Linked DNA regions of Homo sapiens: region 2 is linked to region 1. Evidence: chromatin contacts called from ENCODE Hi-C or POLR2A ChIA-PET data. All regions are on one chromosome and are shown on one strand. The core of a region is the stretch at or near the end of the contact, and the rest is flanking DNA. Distances in the headings are between cores, read along the strand shown. Region 1 holds the start of MRPS23 (mitochondrial ribosomal protein S23). Region 2 holds the start of SNHG25 (small nucleolar RNA host gene 25).

Evidence for each region. A loop is a pair of places that touch in the nucleus more often than their neighbours do. ChIA-PET counts read pairs that join two places held with the same protein, here RNA polymerase II (POLR2A). Pooled maps may share reads with other maps.
Region 2: a pooled map shows a loop between it and region 1 (18-fold over the local background). The contact joins the promoter of SNHG25 here to the promoter of MRPS23 in region 1. A Hi-C loop is called at or near these places in 1 of 168 maps with a recorded cell type or tissue (tibial artery) and 1 of 50 pooled maps. POLR2A ChIA-PET finds 5 or more read pairs at or near these places in 1 of 52 experiments (H1).

The regions. Positions count from the first base shown.
Region 1 is chr17:57,847,053-57,853,160 of GRCh38, reverse strand. MRPS23 (mitochondrial ribosomal protein S23) reads left to right here and starts at 3,117. Exons shown (of 5, transcript NM_016070.4): 1 at 3,117-3,194; 2 at 3,751-3,921. The coding sequence starts at 3,151. RefSeq lists enhancers at 2,622-3,131, 2,807-3,136.
Region 2 is chr17:64,143,767-64,149,874 of GRCh38, reverse strand. SNHG25 (small nucleolar RNA host gene 25) reads right to left here and starts at 3,905. Exons shown (of 2, transcript NR_132278.1): 1 at 3,875-3,905; 2 at 3,566-3,645. SNORD104 (small nucleolar RNA, C/D box 104) reads right to left here and starts at 3,797; the gene lies at 3,718-3,797. SNORA50C (small nucleolar RNA, H/ACA box 50C) reads right to left here and starts at 3,536; the gene lies at 3,404-3,536. TEX2 (testis expressed 2) reads left to right here. Exons shown (of 12, transcript NM_001288732.2): 12 at 784-2,648. The coding sequence ends at 906. RefSeq lists enhancers at 3,477-3,686, 3,664-4,218.

The DNA of each region.
Region 1 (6,108 bases), core at 1,868-4,367:
TCAAAATGCTGCAGTCCAGGTGGCAATGGGTGGATGACACAGCACAACAGCAATCGTGTTGCTGTTACAGCCATCAGGCTTGTTGCTGCTCACAGGCACTCACTATGTCCCAGGTGCCGTGATTAGTGCTTTACATGAATGATCTCTTTTACTTTTGCAACAAGCCACGAAGATAGTTGACACTGCCATCCAGATTATTATTATTATTATTATTATTATTATTATTATTATTTGAGACAGGGTCTTGGCTCTGTTGACCAGGCTGGAGTGCAGTGGTGTGATCATGGCTCACTGCAGCCTTGAACTCCTGGGCTCAGGCCATCCTCCCACCTCAGTCCCCTGAGTAGCTGGGATTACAGGCATGCACCACCACACCTGGCTAATTTTGCCCAGGCTGGTTTTGATCTCCTGGCTTAAGCAATCCTCCCACACTGGCCTCCCAAAATGTTGGGATTACAAGCATGAGCCACTGAGCCCAGCTCCACATTTTAACAGTTGGAGAAACAGAGGCTCGAAAAGTTACATAACTTGCTCAGAGTGAAGCAATTAGTGGGCACGTCTACAATGAGACAGTGGGATTAATATGAGGCCGAGTGGTGTTGTAGGAACATGGCCTTTGGGAGTTTACAAGCACCACTTCCTTATCTGTAAGATTAGCAGGACATTACCTATGTCAGCAGGTGGTTGAACAACTGAATGAGACACTTGAGGTTCCTTGGTACCTCCCGCGGCACAGTGGTGCGTGGTGTAAGTGCCCCAGGCCCTCACAGCCTTGGGCGGCTGTGGTCCCCACTCAAGAAGACAGCCTCAAATGTCCATTCTGCCTGCCCCCTGCTGCCCGACAGCTTGCTCCTGTATTATGAATGAATGTTTCTTGGGTGTGTACTTCTTGTGTAGCCTCAGAAGGCTGTTATCCCCAAAGTACCCCCAAGTCTGCCCACCAATATTCTGCTCTCAGTCACAGAAGCAGGCTGGAAAGGGAAACTTCAAAGGCTTGGAAGAGGAAGGGACCACCCCAAGATTAGCGAGAACATTTCTGCCTTGCAGTTCTTCCCCTATTGAGGGTTTGCGTCTTTGGTTCCCCTCCTTGATCTTGGAATAAACCCTTTAACTCTTTAGCTGCAGTGACTGCACTAACCTACAGTAGCAGTTCCTGGTGGGAGAAGAGAAGTGTGCCTGTAATCTGGGCTGGCAGATAGTGCTTGCTGGCTGGGACAGAATTAGAAAGTTGTTATGAGGCCTGGGAAGACTATATTTAGCTGGGAGCATGTTTACTCTCCCCAGAGCAAGGTCTTTTAGACCTCCTGAGGGCTGGGATACTAGAGCCTTTACACCTGGCCTGGGGCCAGAGCTGTGCTCTCTCTTCTCTGTTCCAGAGGGTCTGGAGGCAGCAGTGAAATCCACCTCAGGTTAGCCCTGGGCCTCAAATCACTGGATCCCTGGCGTGCGTGTGTGTGTGTGTGTGTGTGTGTGTGTGTGTGTGTGTTGTGGGGGGGGCGGGTGGGGAGCGGCGTTCTGCTGGACTCTTGAGCCTACCAGCCTCGAGCTTTAGGCATAGCTTAGGCGGCATTGTGAGGCACTGGAAAGGGCCCTGGCTGCCCCACCCCCCCAAGGCTGGCTCTATCAGTTGCTTATCAGACAAGTTATGTAACTTCCTGAGGCCTTGCTTTCTCATCTATAATGAGGATGTTAATAGCTACCTTATGGGAAGGTATGTGGATTCAGTAAGATAACACACACAAGCAGTAACTACTCATCAAACAGTCCCGTCCTCCCCTTCACCAGCCTCAGAGTGGGAGGACTCTAGGATGACTTGACTAGGCTCCCAGGAGACATTGTGTGTGATTCAAAACATTCATTGGATTAAAAGTTCAAATATGAATACAATCTCTTTACAAGTCAAACTCTGAAGCATGTGTAAAGGAAGAAAAAATTCTCCCTTGCCTGCCTGCAGTTTCACTCCGAGATATCCAATGTTCACAGCCTTGGGTGTCCTTCTGCAGAATTTCTATCCTCAAACACAAACATATATAGAGGTGTTTCTTTTTCCTTTTTTTTTTCTAACACGTTGAGATTCCACTAAACATGTTTCTTTGCAACTTCGTTTTTCATTTAAACATAAGTCATGTACCTTAACCTTGGTAAATACATGTGGATCTAGCTCATTCATTTTAATAGCTGCATAGGGTTCCAAAGAAAGTATGAACAATAATTTTCCAGCTATTTCTCATCTGATGGATTTTTTTTCCCACTACAAACAATGCTGCAACGATGATCCTTGCACAAACATCCTCATGAATTGATGCTTTAATTTCTAAGGGGTTCTTTCCCCGAAATATGATTACTGGGTCAAAGGGTATGCTACACACAGTTTATATTTTTTTACAGTTTAACACTGAGAGATGACTTTCTCCAGATTTTTTCGTTTCCCTCTCGGCGTCTGTTTGTTCCGGACACTTTCACTTTTCGAGTTCCAAGGAGGAGGTAGCCCGCGACACCGGCCGCGGGAAACACGAGTTGCAGCCAGCATCCTAGTTAGCGTGGATGCAGGTGGCACTCCGGGGACGAGGGGCTTAGTGGGGAGCACTACACAGCCAGAGGCGGAGGCCCGAGATCTAGCACGACGCTGGGCAAGTGACGGCCCCTCCCCGGCCTTGGTTTTCTTCTGCGTAGTCTGTGACTCTAAACAACATTAGGCTCAGCCTGGGCCTAGAGCTGGTGACCTCAAATCTCGGCCTTTGTTGGCTCCCCTAGGACTGTAGGCTGCGCTTCACCCCTGCTCTGCCCCACTACTTCTCCTCCGCGCGGCCCCACCTTTTCAGAGGAGTTGGCTCAACAAGGCGAGAGAGAGTAAAGCAACCATCATGATGAATCCCTCCCACAGCTCGGTCATTTATTACTTCTGTCCGGCTTTGGCTCGCTCCTGCCCTTTTGGCTCGGCTATCGAGTGCTCCTGCCTGAACCTGGCAAGTAACCTCGGAGCGCGCCCGTTCGGCCTATCACTTGCTTCTGCCTGCGCCGCTCTCCCGCAGGGGCTGCGGTGAAAGCCCAGCGATCCTTGGCTCGGCCAGCAACTTATGCGCCCTTTACCTGGAGCAGCCGCTTCCGGTTCCGGTAGCAGCTAGTCACGCTCGGTACCAGGCGCAGATCATGGCAGGCAGCCGGCTGGAAACCGTAGGGAGCATCTTCTCTCGGTGTGTGCTCCCAGCCGTGGTGGGCTGAGGGTGCCTCCCCCAGGCTGGGGTTCTCAGCCGGTCACGCTCTTCCTTGGAGCGGACCTGAGCAGGGCGAGGCGTATTGCAGGGTGCGGGGGCTGAGCTGGGTGAGGCCCTCTCATGTTTTCTCCTGGCTCCGAATAGTTGTGCCTGAGGATGCCTCTCCTTGAATTTATGTGTCATGTTAAAGATTATTGCAGCTGCCTCTCCCCGAGTGGAGGTCTCTAGGAAGAGGAAGGGAGGAAGAGCCTGATGGGCCTTCCTTATCAGGTCATGCAAGACCGCTCTTTGCATTTTTCCGTGACCGAACGTGGGTGGGACGCACAAAAGAAGATAGAGGGATTTAACTCTCCTGAGCGTTGTTAAGTTTGGTTTGGGATGTGGACAGATCTTCTCTGTAGGTGGGGAGCAGTCCTTCCCCGTTCTGTGTTGCAGACCGCATAATACCTTTAATGTCCCAAACTGTGCTAGACTGATTCAGGGGCTTTGGCAGGCTACTGCAAGTGACCCAGTTTCGTTCTGTTCCCTCCCTAAGGACTCGGGACCTGGTTCGGGCCGGGGTGCTGAAGGAGAAGCCCCTGTGGTTTGACGTATATGACGCCTTTCCCCCGCTGAGGGAGCCCGTCTTCCAAAGGCCTCGAGTGCGATATGGCAAAGCCAAAGCTCCCATCCAAGACATCTGGTACCACGAGGATCGGATTAGAGCGTGAGTGCTCAGCCCTGTAGTGGACAGGAGGCAACAGAACTTCAGAAGGGAAGGTTTCGGTAGCAGTCTGGGAATTCAAACATGAAATTGAGTCAGGGGTTTGCCCTGTGGAGAAGGCTTATCTAGCCAAATTAGGGAGGCAGCACCCCTTCCTCATAGTGAAACTGAAGTTCTGAAAAGTGGAATCTGGAGCCCAGCAACCGAAAGATCATTGCAATTATAGCCGCATGTTTCTGGGCATCTGCTTTGGGCCAGGCACTGTACTAAGCTCTTTGCAAGCATTATCTCATTCTCTAAAGGCCTTACTCTAACTTGTAAGGAAGGCATTCTTGTTTCCATTTTATTCAAGGAGACTGCGAAGCTCAAGGAAATTAGCTAACTTCTTGTAATTACTAAATATATAGGAGGGTGGCAGATCTGGGAATCACATCTCTGACTCCAAGCTTATGGTGATCATTATGCCGGCCTTCTCCACGAGTGGAGATAGGAGGAACGTGGTCTGTGGATCTAGTAGTCCGGCTCTTTGAAGCCACTCAGATGAAAGGATGCTTGAAAGTCTAAGAGAGGCCGGGTGCGGTGGCTCACGCCTGTAATCCCAACACTTTGGGAGGCCAAGGCGGGCGGATCACCTGAAGTCAGGAGTTCGAGACCAGTCAGACCAACATGGTGAAACCCCGTCTCTACTAAAAATACAAAAATTAGCCGGGCATGGTGGTGGGTGCTTGTAGTCCCAGCTACTCGGAAGGCTGAGACAGGAGAATTGCTTGAACCTGGGAGGTGGAGGTTGCAGTGAGCCGAGATCCCACCACTGCACTCCAGCCTGGGCGACAGAGAGAGACAATCACTAGGAATTTGAAGGAAAATCATGTGTTCTTTATTTTTTTTTAGCATCCCTTTTCTCTTTTTTTTTCTTTTTCTTAAGCTCAGTGGCAAGAATACTTCCTCTTTTATTATAAAAGCAACACATGCTACTTGTAGAAAATTTAGATACACAAAGAAAGCATAAAAAGAAATCACAGGCTGGATGTGGTGGCTTGTGCCTGTAATCCTAGTGCTTTGGGAGGCATAAGGGAGGATAGCTTGTGCCCAGGAGTTTGAGACCACCCTGGGCAACATAGCAGGACTTGTCTCTACCAAAAAAAAAGTAGTTGTCTTAGTTTACACTCTGATTAGCAGTTTCTGAGAGTTCTTACTTTATCCTTGTCAGTATTGATAATGATTATTTAAGAATTTTTTTTTTCTGGGCCAGGCACGGTGGCCCACGCCTGTAATCCTGGCACTTTGGGAGGCTGAGGTGGGCAGATTGCCTGAGCTCAGGAGTTCGAGACCACCTTGGGCAATATGGTGAAACCCTGTCTTGACTAAAATACCAAAAATTAGCCGGGCTTGGTGGTGGGCACCTGTAGTCCCAGCTACTTTGGATGCTGAGGTGGGAGAATCGCTTGAAACTAGAAGGTGGAGGTTGCAGTGAGCTGAGAGTGCACCACTGCACTCCAGCCTGGGCAACAGAGGGAGACCCTGTCTCCAAAAAAAAAAAAAGTTTTGTTTTTTTCTGATCTAAGTATTTTTTTTTTTTTCGAGATGGAGTCTCACTCTGTCTCCCAGGCTGGAGTGCAGTGGCGCAATCTCGGCTCACTGCAAACTCTGCCTTCCGGGTTCATGCCATTCTCCTGCCTCAGCCTCCTGAGTAGCTGGGACTACAGGCGCCCACCACCACAGCTGGCTAATTTTTTGTATTTTTAGTAGAGACAGGGTTTCACCGTGTTAGCCAGGATGGTCTCAATCTCCTGACCTCGTGATCCGCCTGCCTCGGCCTCCCAAAGTGCTGGGATTACAGGCGTGAGCCACCGCGCCCGGCCTCTTTATTCTCTTTTTTTCCAAAACTTAAATAGTCACAGAAAATGTGCTCCTAATGGTTGCCTAGGAACATTCTTTTTTTTTTTTTTTGAGATGGAGTCTCGCTCTGCCACCCAGGCTGGAGTGCAGTGGTGTAATTTCAGCCCCATGCAACCTCCACCTCCCGGGTTCAAGCTGTTCTCCTGCCTCAGCCTCTTGAGTAGCTGGGATTACAGGCTCACGCCACCATGCCTGGCTAATTTGTATTTTTAGTAGAGATGGGGTTTCACCATGTTGGTCAGGCTGGTCTCAAACTCCTGACCTCGTGATCCGCCCGCCTTGCCTCCCAAA
Region 2 (6,108 bases), core at 2,656-5,155, 6.3 Mb before region 1:
GCCATCTCGGCTCACTGCAAACTCCGTCCCCCAGGTTCACACCATTCTCATGCCTCAGCCTCCCGAGTAGCTGGGACTACAGGCACCCGCCACCACACCCAGCTAATTTTTTGTATTTTTAGTAGAGATGGGGGTTTCACTGTATTAGCCAGGATGGTCTCGATCTCCTAACCTCGTGATCTGCCCACCTCGGCCTCCCAAAGTGCTGGGATTACAGGTGTGAGCTACCATGCCTGGCCTAATTTTTTGGTATTTTTAGTTGAGACAGGGTTTCACCATGTTGGCCAGGCTGGTCTTGAACTCTGGACCTCAGATGATCTGCCTGCCTTGGCCTCCCAAAGTACTGGGATTACAGGCGTGAACCATCGCACCTGGCCATTAGCTTACATTTTATCGCTAGGATTTATTAATAAAAGGATAATTCACATGGAATATGTGTTCTAGACATAGTAACTGGGAACTACTGTGAACAGCTTAAGCCAATTCTCTTAAATTGTTGGATATATATCAGTGCATATGGGCAACCTTATTATATGTATACAAAATCAAAGGCCACTTCTGCCTCCGAGCTGATATATTAGAGGATTCTCGTATCCATGCGCTGGTATGATTCCTCAACTCTTTCTAAAGTATGTATGGTGGGAGAATTAGTTTGGAATGCATAGCAAGTTTTTATATGTACTTTTAAAAATCAGTCTAAGCCCTAAAATTATCAGAACAAAGGAGGGTGACAGCCTGGCAAGGCATTCTTCCACATAGCTGTTCTTTAATATCTTCCTACAGAAAGTTTTTGTCATGCCAAACATGGATGATGTTTATATCACTATAATGCACTCAGCCATGGACCCTCGCTCTACTTCCTGCCTCCTGAAAGACCCACCTGTGGAGGCTGCTGATCAGCCATGATGGGTGATGTCAGATGTTCCCCATATTGTGACATCGAGCTGGATGTGTGGGGTTCTTGGCCGCCATCTGTACTGTAGCACTGGCCTCTGTGCCACAGCTACTGTTTCTTAAAGGACTGCTTCTGCCCTCTGCCTGCCAGTGCCCATTCCACTGTGAGGTGTCATTCCCTGCATCTAGTGACAACTGTCTGGATTGCCTGCTGCAAAGCTTTGATTTGGCAAAGGAGACCATGGAAGAATCATGGTGGATCCAGAAGTTATACGTGACCCACACCATGGCTTTTAAAAGTCTACCCATGTTTGTGGCAGCAAATGAGCACAGTAAGAGCAAAGCTGAACAACTTGCCTCCTCTACTCCTCCAAAGCTTTTCTTCAGGCAGCCGGTGCACAGTGGACTTTTTCACTTCTATACTTTGTATGCGGCCTTCCACACTTCCAGAGAATGTCAGTGTGCAATGTGTCTGGAGGGTGGGGAGAGGAATTCTGTGAGCCTTTTCATTTCGGTGACAGAAGAGATGGGCAGAGCAACTTATTTTCCACATTAAATTGTGCATTTGGGAAGCAAGTAGCCATAGTACACACACAACACGCTATCAGCTTGGGTAAGGACAGTGGGATTTATGTGAACATCAGGCAAAGCCATGAGATCAAACCATCCCAAGCCTTTCACCAATGAGGTACAACCACCTGGGGGCTAGCTAATCTTGAATGTTTTCCTGAGACAGGAGCGTATGTGAAAACATCAAACACTGCACATGACAGGATGGGTCCTCTCATACAGATGGGATGGGGTTAGAAAGCCAGAGCCAGTTTTTCCATCTGGCGTTTCCTGTGTCCTCCAGGTTTATATGGGAATCGAAACAGTTTGTTAATCTGATTGGGAGAGTTCCATGGGCAGATTTCCCTTCCTGAAGGCCAAAACGGAGAACTGCTCTCTTTAATTATTTCAAGAGTCAAGACCAAAAGTTTGCTCAGCATCACACTACATCTCAAAATTAATGTTGCCAACTTAATTTTGTGCATTTGTGTCAGAATGTTTAGTTTACAAGGTTGGGGGCTCTCTTTGCTTCGAGAAGTAAACCTAATACCATTTTTTTATTGTTTAAAGCTGCATTCAACGTCAAAATTACCTTGGGTAACTTTTGATAACTTACATGTGTGGACAAAGCTAATAGTGGTTTTTTAAACAGCACCTTGCCTGAACATGACTTTAAAGAAATTAATATATTGAAAACATGTTTGAACCCTTATTTTAATTGCACCATTAAAACATTTGACTTAAATTGTTTGACCATTCCAGTTGGTGTACTGTTCTGATTTTTCGTTGTGTAGGCCGATCTGCCTGTCAGAGTCCACGTGTCCTGGTCACTGGTCTTTATAATTGTTGTGCAATAACTAAAGGCTAAGGACTAGATGCACTATCGTGTAAAGAGATTACACATGACTGTACCATGTTGCACTTAATCAAATAGTATGTGGGGATTTAAAATCGCTTGCATTGTTTCACAAAATAAATATCTCAATGTCAAATACTAGATAAGCATCTAAGTCATTTCTACGGAATCCTGTTCAGATAGGGGCACAATAAAATGAGTACAGAGCACCGGGGCCCTCACCTGGCAATCGCAGCTTTCATTTACTGCGTTGATCACTGCCCAGTCCTAAGGCTACAAAGCCATCCTCACTACATCCTTCAAACTATGTGCCATTATCTTCAGCCCACATTTAAAGAATCCAGTGAAAGTTCGTAACTGAGGGGGTAGGGCAGTGGTGCTCCTGGGCTGCAGTTTACACCCTTCATTGTCTAGTATAATGTTAATTCGGGACACCTTCATTCATCGAATGTCCATGTAGTGAACGCATACGTGCATCCTTGCCCACCATTGCTGCCCTGTACTCAGAACTGATGCACCTTTCACTGGAGCCCTTGTGGAAGATCTTTTACCAATCACTGAATCTGGACTGTGTAACTAGGTGTCTATGTTGTCCCCAACCATATATAAAATCTAATTCACCTTCACAACCGCCCTATAATTTTGAACTGTTTAGGAGTGACAGATTAACCTGCCCAAAGCTTTAGTCCCATGCTTGTCAGTACTCCTGCATGGTTATTTGTAAACAGGTCGATTACCCTTTAGTCAGGAGTTAACTCAATGCAGTTCCACACCGAATCTGTTTATGTCAAGTACACAACAGCCCTGCAGACGCCATTCCACGCTGCCTTCAACTAAATCTGCGCGTCTGATGGCAGACGCGACAGCCTGGGACTTATGTCGAACTCACGGCGAAGGCACAGCGCGCGCGATACACTCAGGGAAGGCTGGGCTGGGGAACGTATGGGAGCAGAGGGGCACTCCTTACGCATCAAGAGTCCGCGTATCCCCGTCAGCCACCGCCCCCCTAACACGCCATTCCAGCCTTGGTATTACGGATTGAGGCCTGTCGTGGCAAAACAGCTGGAAAATTGCCCAGCCTAGCAGCCGGACAGTCAGGTTACTTCTTGTCGCTCGCGGTTAAAAAGGCCGCCCGCGGGAGGCCAGGCGGCCCCAGTTATGCGCAAGCACATGCTCTAGCGCTGCAGATTGACCCCCGGCGCCACGAGGAAGCTCGGCGGGGGCTCAAAGACAGCGCGTCGCCAACGACACACACCGACACCAGGGTTGGGTTCAAACCACTTTATTGACGGGAATGGGGTGGCAAAGCAGCAAGGACGATGACATCCGACGTCCTCGGCTGGGAGCTACAAGAACGAGAGTGATAGATCAGCGGGTGTGCGCGCGCCCGCCCGCCAGCCCCCTCCCAGCTCCGCTCGGGCAGGCTCAGACTCCAGTTCGCATCACCCGCGTCAGCAGTCTAACACGTGCTTTAATTGGAATGTCATCACAGCAGGCCGGCCCCCCTACGCCTCCCTGCTCCCGAGCCACGACCTCCGGGGCCCACCCAGCCAGACGACCCGCCAGGAATACAACCTGACCTCCCGGAACCTGCAGGCGCTGAAAGACAGGGGAGCGTCGATGGCGTTCTTTTAAAGGAGCAGACCAGCGCTGATGGGCGGGCTTTACTGCCATTAACCAATAGCAAGTTCACCTTGCGACCACGTGCGCGTAAAGTTGTCTGGTGACTGGTAGTCCTTGCTGAGTCCTCCAGAGGATAGATGGGTCACATACCAACCATAGAGATGGGAGTCGCTCAGTCTCAAATCCATTTGCGTTTCAGCGACTCCACCGCCAGCTGGTAATGAGCGCATCTCTCCGCAGTACGCAAAAGAAAACTTCACCAAGAGCAGGCGACGATGATGCCTAACTTGGATGACATGTTCTGTGCCAGGAGCTAGGATAGGAGTTGAGAATGGAAAGTTAAAAACTGTCCCCAAGTGCAAAATAACCTGTCGTGGTAGAAAGAGCTTGTATTGAAAATGGACCGATCTGCACCACATCCTGACTTTGTGATGCGTTCGCTCTGTGACCTTGCTCAGTTAACCTTTCTGAGATTCAGTTTCTGGAAATTAGGAATACCCCCCCGCCGCCCCCCCCCAACACACACACACCGCGAAAAAAAAAAATTGTAAGGATTCGGTGAATTAATGCCAATTGCCTGGCACATTCTAAGTGGTAAACAAAGGTATTTAAAGGGCAGAGTGATGTGAAAAACTTCCTGGGATTGCAAAACTTTAATAAATACTAACATAGCGCTATGAACAGCCTACTGTAGAAGCCCAAAGGACAGAAAGCCTGACTTTGGGAAAGCTTCGCAGAGTTGATTGAGCCTGTTCCCCGGACATACAGGTGGATGAATGATAGTTTGCTTAACTGGGGGAGGACACAGTACACCAGCAGTCACAGTCGCCGGTTATCTTTATTGCCTCCCTGTTTTCCTTGGGAATTCTTTTCCTTTTTTTCCTCTTAATACGGAAAATTTATTGTTTTGTGTGTGTGTGTGTATGTGACAGTGAAATCATTTCACCCTATGGGTTTGTAGTTGAATGGGCTCTTATTTTCCTTATTTTCTATATAGACTTTAAATTCAAAAAATTCCTCTTTGGCCGGGCGCGGTGGCTCACGCCTGTAATCCCAGCACTCTGGGAGACGGAGGCGGATGGATCAGGTCAGGAGTTCAAGAACAGCCTGGCCAACATGGCGAAACCCTGTCTCTACTAAAAATACAAAAATTAGCCGGGCGTGGTGGCAGGCCCCTGTAATCCCAGCTACTCAGGAGGTTGAGGCAGGAGAATCGCTTGAACCCGGGAGGCGGAGGTTGCAATGAGCTGAGATCGCGCCATTACACTCTAACCTGAGCAACAGAGCGAGACTCCATCTCAAAAAAAAAAAAAAAAACCTCTTTAATCCAAAGCAATAATGACTTTGACAAGTGTTTAGTAGTCTCTATTTATTTTTGTTGCTGTTTTAACTTTCGTTATCTCAACATTTATTACATTATGGTACAGTTTCCGCATTGGGCAATGTATGAAAGTTTTCTTTGTGACCTAAAATATCAGTTTTTATAAGTGTTCCACAGATTGTTGAAACGAAGATGTTTTCACTATCAAGTACAAACATGGTATAAAATATTTATTTATTAATTCAACCTTAGTTGTGTTGTAATTACATTGTCCACAGCTCTGCTTTGTGTATTATGTACTTGCTTGGAAGTTGGCTGTTGGCTTTGATTGTGATGTGTTAAGATTATGCCTCAAATACCAAATGCCAGTGAGGATGTGGAGCAACAGAAGCTTTGCTCCATTACTTGTTTCGTTTTGTTTTTTGAGACAGTCTCACTCTGTTGCCCAGGCTGGAGTGCGGTGGCACAATCTTGGCTTACTGCAACCTCCGCCTCCCGACTTCAAGCAATTCTCCTGCGTCAGCCTCCCCAGTAGCTGGAATTACAGGCATGCACAACCATGCCTGGCTAATTTTTGTATTTTTAGTAGAGATGGGGTTTTACCATATTGGCCAGGCTGGTCTCAAACTCCTGACCTCATGATCCTCCCGCCTCAGCGTCCCAAAGTGCTGGGATTACAGGCGTGAGCCGCCGCGCCCGGCCTGCTCTTTTCTTTTCTTCTCCTCTTCTCTTTTCTTTTCTTTTCTTTTTTGAGACAGAGTCTGGCTCTGTCGCCCAGGCTGGAGTACAGTGGCACTATCTTGGCTCACTGCAACCTCTGCCACCCGGGTTCAAGCGACTCTGCTGCCTCAGCCTCCCTAGTGCT